Linked DNA regions of Homo sapiens: region 2 is linked to region 1. The links are chromatin contacts, found by POLR2A ChIA-PET in ENCODE. All regions are on one chromosome and are shown on one strand. The core of a region is the stretch at or near the end of the contact, and the rest is flanking DNA. Distances in the headings are between cores, read along the strand shown. Region 1 holds the start of HAUS4 (HAUS augmin like complex subunit 4). Region 2 holds the start of SLC7A8 (solute carrier family 7 member 8).

What was found. ChIA-PET counts read pairs that join two places held with the same protein, here RNA polymerase II (POLR2A).
Region 2: POLR2A ChIA-PET joins it to region 1 with 10 read pairs in OCI-LY7. The contact joins the promoter of SLC7A8 here to the promoter of HAUS4 in region 1. POLR2A ChIA-PET finds 5 or more read pairs at or near these places in 2 of 52 experiments (OCI-LY7 and naive thymus-derived CD8-positive, alpha-beta T cell).

What each region holds. Positions count from the first base shown.
Region 1 is chr14:22,954,713-22,958,724 of GRCh38, reverse strand. It overlaps HAUS4 (HAUS augmin like complex subunit 4), which reads left to right and starts at 1,635. Exons shown (of 10, transcript NM_001166269.2): 1 at 1,635-1,809; 2 at 3,549-3,625. The coding sequence starts at 3,571. MIR4707 (microRNA 4707) reads left to right here and starts at 1,696; the gene lies at 1,696-1,775. RefSeq lists a silencer at 113-473 and enhancers at 273-851, 852-1,431, 1,814-1,943.
Region 2 is chr14:23,182,003-23,186,014 of GRCh38, reverse strand. SLC7A8 (solute carrier family 7 member 8) reads left to right here and starts at 2,355. Exons shown (of 11, transcript NM_012244.4): 1 at 2,355-3,251. The coding sequence starts at 3,101. It also overlaps a transcript of RNF212B not described here.

The sequences.
Region 1 (4,012 bases), core at 386-2,885:
CGTGAGCCACCATGCCCAGCTCTTTATTTTTTTAAATTTATATTTTTGAAATAATTCACCGAAGGTGTGGGTGGGAGTGAGGGTTGGGTTTAAGGTTAAGACAGGTGGGCCGGGCGCGGTGGCTCATGCCTGTAATCCCAGCACTTTGGGAGGCCGAGGCGGGCGGATCACGAGGTCAGGAGACTGAGACCATCCTGGCCAACGTGGTGAAACCCCGTCTCTACTAAAAATACAAAAAAAATTACCTGGGCGTGGTGGCGCCCGCCTGTAGTCCCAGCTACTCAGGAGGCTGAGGCAGGAGAATCGCTTGAACCCGGGAGGTGAAGGTTGCAGAGATCGCGCCACTGCACTCCAGCCTGGCAACAGAGCAAGACTCCGTCTGGAAAAAAAAAAAAAAAAAGATTAAGACAGGTGAAAGATATTTGGCCGGGCAGATTGCTTGAGGTCAGGAGTGCGAGACCATCCTGGCCAATATTGTGAAACTCTGTCTCTACTAAAAATATAAAAATTAGCCAGGCGTGGTGGCTCGTGCGGGTAATCCCAGCTACTCAGGAGGCTAGGGCAGGAGAATCGCTTGAACCTGGGAGGTGGAGGTTGCGGTGAGCCGAGATCGTGCCACTGCGCTCCAGCCTGGGCAACAAGTGCGAAACTCCGTACCCCCAAGAAAACAAACAAACAAACAAACAAAACAGGCGAATGAGGAATGCGCGCTAATAGGGAGTCTGTGGTGGGAATTCGAGAGGAAGGTGACCCTGAGGAAGCACTGTATGGTGCCCGGCATGGGCTGGGCTGGGCTGGGCTGGGCTGGGCGGCAGCGCCTCAGAGCCAGGCCTTAGTGAGGAGACTCGCAGGACGCGGCTTGGGTGGCAGGTCTGGGAAGGTTCCTTCCGAGAGCTATTGGGACAGGTTTAGACCCCCCAAATGGCGACCTCGAACTTAACCCTTTGTGCCTCAGTTCTCCCCCTCTGTAAAATGAGTATAATGGTGACTTTCTCACAGGACGCTTTAAGAACTAAACGAGGCCTGGCCGAGGGCGGTAGCTCACGCCTGTAATCCCAGCACTTTGGGAGGCCGAGGCGGGTGGATCACGAGGTCAGGAGATCCAGATCATCCTGGCTAACACGGTGAAACCCCGTCTCTACTAAAAATACAACAATTAGCCGGGCGTGGTGGCGGGCACCTGTAATCCCAGCTACTCGTGAGGCTGAGGCAGAGAATTGCTTGAACCCGGGAGGCGGAGCTTGCAGCGAGCCGATATTGCGCCACTGCACCCCAGCCTGGGCGACAGAGCGAGACTCCGTCTCAAAAAAAAAACGAGGCAAGGCAAGCAAAATGCTTGGCGTAGTGCCTGACTCATCGTAGGCCCTCAATAAATGTTAGCAATTACCACCATTTTCTCAGCATCTGCCCTTCACTGGGGAGGCACTAATGAGAAGGGGCAAAAAAGCCTTTCCGAGACCATCCTGTTTCCCAGTCCGGGTTCCACCACCCGAGCATGCGAACCCAGGGCGTTGGGAACCCAGCGCGCACCCGTCGAGGGGCGGGGCCTGCCGTTCCCGCCTCGAGTGTGGCCCCGCCTCCACCTCCTTCGTCGCGGCCTCTAGTGCACTTTCGGCTCCTTCCCCTTCCCGGGCCTTTCAGCTTGGTCTTTCCGGGCCTCGCTTCCCCCAGCCCCTGCGCCCGGCCCGAACGAGAGGTTCCGGAGCCCCGGCGCGGGCGGGTTCTGGGGTGTAGACGCTGCTGGCCAGCCCGCCCCAGCCGAGGTTCTCGGCACCGCCTTGAGAGCTTCAGCTGCCCCAGGGTGTGCAGGTTTGCTTTAGAGGGTCGGCGGGCGGAGCTTCGGGGAAGAGGAGCTCTGGGAGAGTCATTCCGGCCAGTGGCCGGAGACCGTCGTCGCTCTTGGGAATCCTTGGCCGCCCAGACAGAAGGGAAGTAGGCGCCGGAGAGCCCGTTCTGCATTTTGATTCATCTCGGGCCCTGTAAGGGTCATATCTTGTGAAAATAACCTGTAAAATCAATTTAACGTTCAGTGCAGCGTGTAAAGACAGCTCTAAGAATTTAAAAGACGCCTGAGTCAGAACATTTAAATGCTTGGGTCCCTGTAGCAGCGTTTTAACACGTCTGAGTGCAGAGGGTGGAGAATCGAGCCTGATTGCCGTTCACGCCCTGTAACCTTTAAGAAGGGTAAAGAAAGGCACCCTAAAAAACGCAAGGGGACACTTACCCTAGGGGGGGACGAACAGCTAGCTTTTTGGAATTTGGGTTGGTCTTCATTTCCAAGTGCGAAATTTGCCTGCAAAACTTTTTATTTGCAGTCATAGATCAACGATAAACAGAATTGTTAAAACACTGAACTTAACTAAGTAGTGGCTTTTGTTGACAAGTCGATTGTGTTATTAATTCTTAATGTCTCATCCAAGGCAGGAATCGTTATCTCAGTTTTGCAGGTGGGAAAAGTTTGGCACAGAAAAAAGCATTTTCCTTAAGTTCTCAGAAGCAACGGCCGGCCGAGCTGCAAATTAAGTCCCAGCATTCTGCCTCCTCAGCTGCGTCCCCCTCTAGACCATGTTAGAAAACAAATGAGTAGTTACTTTGATGTTACTCATAAAACGATCGAGTAAACCAAATGTTCTATAAACATGAAGCGTTAAATCATAATAACCTTCAATGCCTGTTCAGCTTTGGGAGGCTCAGTTGCCCTTTGGAGTTTGATACCTTGCAGAGAGGAGGGGCAGAGCAAAAACATGAAAAGTAATGTCAAGGGAAAATTTTTGTCTCCTGAGGTCAAACTGTGCCCATCTTTACTGCCCCTGTGTTGGTGTCATTCCTTTCAGCGCACTCCATGTTCTGGCAAAACACCCACAGCTCACGTTCTCGTTGTAGCCACATTACACCTTTGCATTACTCTTTTGCCACTGACCTCACTGTCAGTCTTCTTGTCACGCTGTTTCCTCCAGGTGCTCTTTTCTTAGGCTGTTATGTGAAAACCAGTTGTTCAAGTGTGGAATGATTTGTCATTCCTGAAGGATGATTCTAGAGTTAATGATAAAAAAAAAAAAAACTACCAACAGATCTTAGACAAAAAAAGAAGCACAAAAAAACTATTATGGAATTTGATAGCTGAGTTATTTGGGGGGAAAAAGTAGACTTTGATTTTTTTCCCTTTTCCCCCAGTTCACTCATAACTGGGAAGCTGCAGCTCAGTTTTAACTTTGGCATAATGGTGGTGGTGGTGGAGAATCCTCTTGTTTAGACTCAGTGAATTGGAAAGTTCTCTTTTTAGGATGCTCCTTTTGGACAGCTTGGAGCAAGTGGAAACACATGTGTGCTTAGAATGTGACATGTTTTGGCACTTGTAAATCTGTTTGTCCATAAAGCTTGTGTAAGAGCTTGGGACCCAGGATGTGTGGTATAGGCCCTCTGTAAAAGTCATCCTTGAGGTTCCTTTCCAGCTTGTGGACAGCAGAAATTTGAACATAAGGTAGTGTCCTTGGAGCAGCCAGCTGTTTATTCATCTTTTTGTTTTCTTTCACTTCTTGGTTCCACAGATTAGAATCCCAAGAAAATCAAATGGCATCCGGGGATTTCTGCTCACCTGGAGAAGGGATGGAAATACTTCAACAAGGTAAGAGTAGCCACTTGCAAAAGGTTTGATGATTTATCCAGAGAGGTCTTATCCAGGTTCTTGCCTTTTCTAGTAAAAAGCATTTATTGGCTCACACCTGTAATCCCAGCACTTTGGGAGGCTGAGGTGGGTGGATCACGAGGTCAGGAGATCGAGACCATCCTGGCTAACACGGTGAAACCCTGTCTCTACTAAAAATACGAAAAATTAGCTGGGCGTGGTGGTGGGTACCTGTAGTCCCAGCTACTCCAGAGGCTGAGGCAGGAGAATGGTGTGAACCTGGGAGGCGGAGCTTGCAGTGAGCTGAGATCGTGCCACTGTACTCCAGCCTGGGCAACAGAGCAAGACTCCAAAAAAAAAAAAAAAAAAGGATTTATAAGTTTCCCC
Region 2 (4,012 bases), core at 1,106-3,605, 230 kb before region 1:
GATCCTCCCACCTCAGCCTCCTGAGTAGCTGGGATTACAGGCGTGAGCCACCACACCCAGCTAATTTTTGTATTTTTTGTAGAGATGGGGTTTCACCACATTGCCCAGTCTGGTCTTGAACTCCTGAGTTCAAGCACTCCACCTGCTTCGGCCTCCCAAAGTGCTGGAATTACAGGCATGAGCCACCGTGCCCAGCCCCTTTCCTAGATATTACATCGCACCAGTAATCAATGGTAATAAGCCACTTATAAATTCCAAGTGCTAAAGAAATAGAAATACTAATCTTCAGCAACTCTTCCTTTCCAACGTGTGCACCTAGTACCGCTGTATTCCAAGAACGTATTTGATCCCATAACCCCCTTAGCTTCTTAGTTCATAATTTGAGAGGGCTAAAGCTTACCATATCGTTATCAGTTTGCACTGGTTTTAGCAAGAGACCTCAAATTCATCACATTCATGTTTTATCCCACATTAAGTCTGCATCATATAAATTAGAACTACCAAATATTACTGAAAGAACTCACGTTTAAGAAGCAGAAACATTATTTGTTTTATATGGTGATGTTGAAATCGGAGCAGAAGTCTTCAAATCTGAATGTATACAAATGAATCTATCAAATTTTTCCTCAGTGCTTTCTAAGGTTGTCAGGAAAGGCTAGAGGCAAATTCGACATTTTTTCATTTCCCATGACTCATTCCCTCCCATGGAGTTTCGTGCTATATATTCCCTGCCTTGTCTGGTTTTTTTTGTTGTTGTTTGTTGTTTTTTTTTTGCTGAGTCTTTCAATTTGCTGTGTCTTGAACTAGCAAAAGGAGGAGAGGAAGTTCCTCCCAACCTTTGAAACCTCTTAATACTTGCTGAGTGATCAAGGGGGCAGATGACTGCTGATTGGACTTTACCCCATTTGAAAAAGCTTTTGCTATGATAGCTCAACAAACCTCATTTTAAGGAATTAAGTATTTATTTTCCTTAAAACCCAAAATCTTTTGGAACATTTTCCAGAAAGTGAGGCCAAATTTTTGTAGTTAGGGGTCAGTTTGGGGGAACTTAATTTTTTAGGCCCACTTTAAAATTAAATAATTTTGCATAATATATTTAATAAGGCTAAAAATAACTTTATTTTAGACTTATAGTGTTGTCCACTATATTGCTTCATGCTGTTTTTTCGAAATAATTTACAATTATAAATAGACATTGTTGCTCTCACCTTAAGGCAGCAGTTTCTGAGTGAAATTCTTCAAGAAAGTGGAGGCATCATTTCGATATGGTAATAAGCTAGTTATTCTAACATCAACAAGTATGTTTCATGATCAGCGATATACTGATAATTCCCCATGTGTGCTTTTCAAATAGTTTATAAATGCAAAAATATTAGAAGTTGCAGGATCAGGGTTTGAGTCATTTTTTTTCATGTTTCAGCCAGTCCTAAATAAGAGCTGTGAACAACAAGGCTACCTGGTGATTTTGTTTTTTATCTTTTTGTATGTGCATGTGGTTTTTCTGGCTTTTTGTTTTGTTTTGTTTTTGAGACAGGGTCTTGCTCTACCTCCCAGGCTGGAGTGCAGTGGCGTCATCATAGCTCACTGCAGCCTTGACCTCCTGAGCTCAAGCAATCCTCCAGCCTCAGCCTCCTGAGTAGCTAAGACTACAGGCCTGCACCACTGCACCCGGCTAATTTTAAAATTTTTAGTAGACGGGGTCTCGCTCTGTTGCACAGGCTGGTCTCAGACTCCTGGGCTCACGTGATCCTCCCCTGTCAGCCTCCCAAAGCGCTGGGATTACAGGCGTGAGCCACCGCGCCTGGCGATTTTGTTTCCTCTGTACTCTTCGTAGCTCACAATTACGCTAAAAGAACCTTTTTCCCATTGTTAATTCCTTCCATTTCCCTCCCCCACCCGTCGATTCCCCCTATTTTTAGGAAACTCGAAGATGATGTCCTTTCAACGTTCTCTCCTGTATTCTCAAATACAGGATCCAGTCCTAAATATTTTTTAATACATTGGCTAGTTTATTTCTGATGGCATTAAAAGTATCGGCACAACTGTTCCCTGATTTATAAAGCTCACAGATGCTGTATGACCTGTAACATTATACTAGCTAATGAGCTCTCCCGGAACAGTTGACGTGGAAGGAGTTTACTTCCACTTGGTTGCAAGGAGAAAGATGGAGAAAGCGAGAGACGATTGCAAAAAGAAATAACTTAGTCCATTTTCTCAGTGCTGTTTGGGGGCTTTGTGCTAATACTTAAATTGCAGAGGAGGGAGGAGACGGGACTGAGGATGGAGGGGAGCAGAGGAGGCAGGGGCGGAGCCTCGGCGGGCGAATAAAACCCCTCGCTAAAGAGAAGCACGTTAGTGTGTGGAGAAGCCACTCTCCCGAAACCAGAGGGATGGGGCCGGCTGTGCAGTAGAACGGGGATCGAAAAGAGGAAAACAAGGGCACGAAGACCAGCGAGAAAGAAGAGGACACCTGGGAAAGGCGGAAGCAGAAGACGGGGAAGGGAAAAGAAACCCAAAGCAGGTGGAAACCAGATCTAGAGCAACACCGTCAGGTTCACAGTTTGTTTTTCTAGAAGAGAAGAAAGTACCTGAGGATTGCTCTTTTTTCCTACCGTTAATGAAAACTACTTTTGTCTTCATCATAAAAGAAAAAACTAAGGGGAGGTAAAGGCAGTCTCCTGTTTTATTAGGGGGAGAGGTGAAGGGAAATCCAGGCTCACTTTCTGAATAAGCCACTGCCTGGTGCACAGAGCAGAACCATCCTGGTTTCTGAAGACACATCCCTTTCAGCAGAATTCCAGCCGGAGTCGCTGGCACAGTTCTATTTTTATATTTAAATGTATGTCTCCCCTGGCCTTTTTTTTTTTTTTTTTTTTTAGCAACACTTTTCTTGTTTGTAAACGCGAGTGACCAGAAAGTGTGAATGCGGAGTAGGAATATTTTTCGTGTTCTCTTTTATCTGCTTGCCTTTTTTAGAGAGTAGCAGTGGTTCCTATTTCGGAAAAGGACGTTCTAATTCAAAGCTCTCTCCCAATATATTTACACGAATACGCATTTAGAAAGGGAGGCAGCTTTTGAGGTTGCAATCCTACTGAGAAGGATGGAAGAAGGAGCCAGGCACCGAAACAACACCGAAAAGAAACACCCAGGTGGGGGCGAGTCGGACGCCAGCCCCGAGGCTGGTTCCGGAGGGGGCGGAGTAGCCCTGAAGAAAGAGATCGGATTGGTCAGTGCCTGTGGTATCATCGTAGGTGAGTTCCATTCCTTCCCGCGGACCCCTCCTCTCCCCTCTGGTGGTCCTCCTGTGAGATCTTAACCCTTCGAAAGCATTATTGTTCTTCCTATTCCTTAGAAAAGGATTGTCAGTCACCTGAGCTGTAACTCACCTCCACTGGTCAAGTTTGAGAGGCATAGGAAATACATCATACATCTCTTCCTCCAAACCAGGCAAAGATTCTGCCCAGTGTTCATAGAATGGAGCAAATCGTGGTCAGAAACCCGGCTGATGATTAGCATTGCCTGGGAACTCCTTAAAAATACAGGTCCTGGTCTCGACACTTGGAGGTTCTAGTTCAATAGGTTTAAGGAGGGACTGAGGGACCTGAACAAGTTTGTATGCAGCTATTATTCCCAGGCTGGGGATGGGCTTTTAAGGTATATTTGGTAGCTATTTTGCAGTTTTATGTTAAATGAAACTATGGGATAGGTATTAAAAATAGCAAGAGCAATGCCCTGCCTTTTTATTTTAGCGTTTTCCACCTTATGCAGCACTTTTACTGTGTGAAGTAGCTGTGACAGGGCTGTTATTCCCATTTCACAGATGGGGAAGTTATGGAAGAAAAGAGGGGACAGATTGTGCCTCTCGGTAAGTGGAGAGTTTGCAGTTTCTCCAGTTGCCTGGTGGGGTCCACCTGTTTCTTAACAGCCACGGAGGACCCGGTGAAGCTCTCAGAGGGAATCAGGAGTAACTAGAATGTGTAGAATATGGAGTTGAGGAGGAACTGATGGGTAA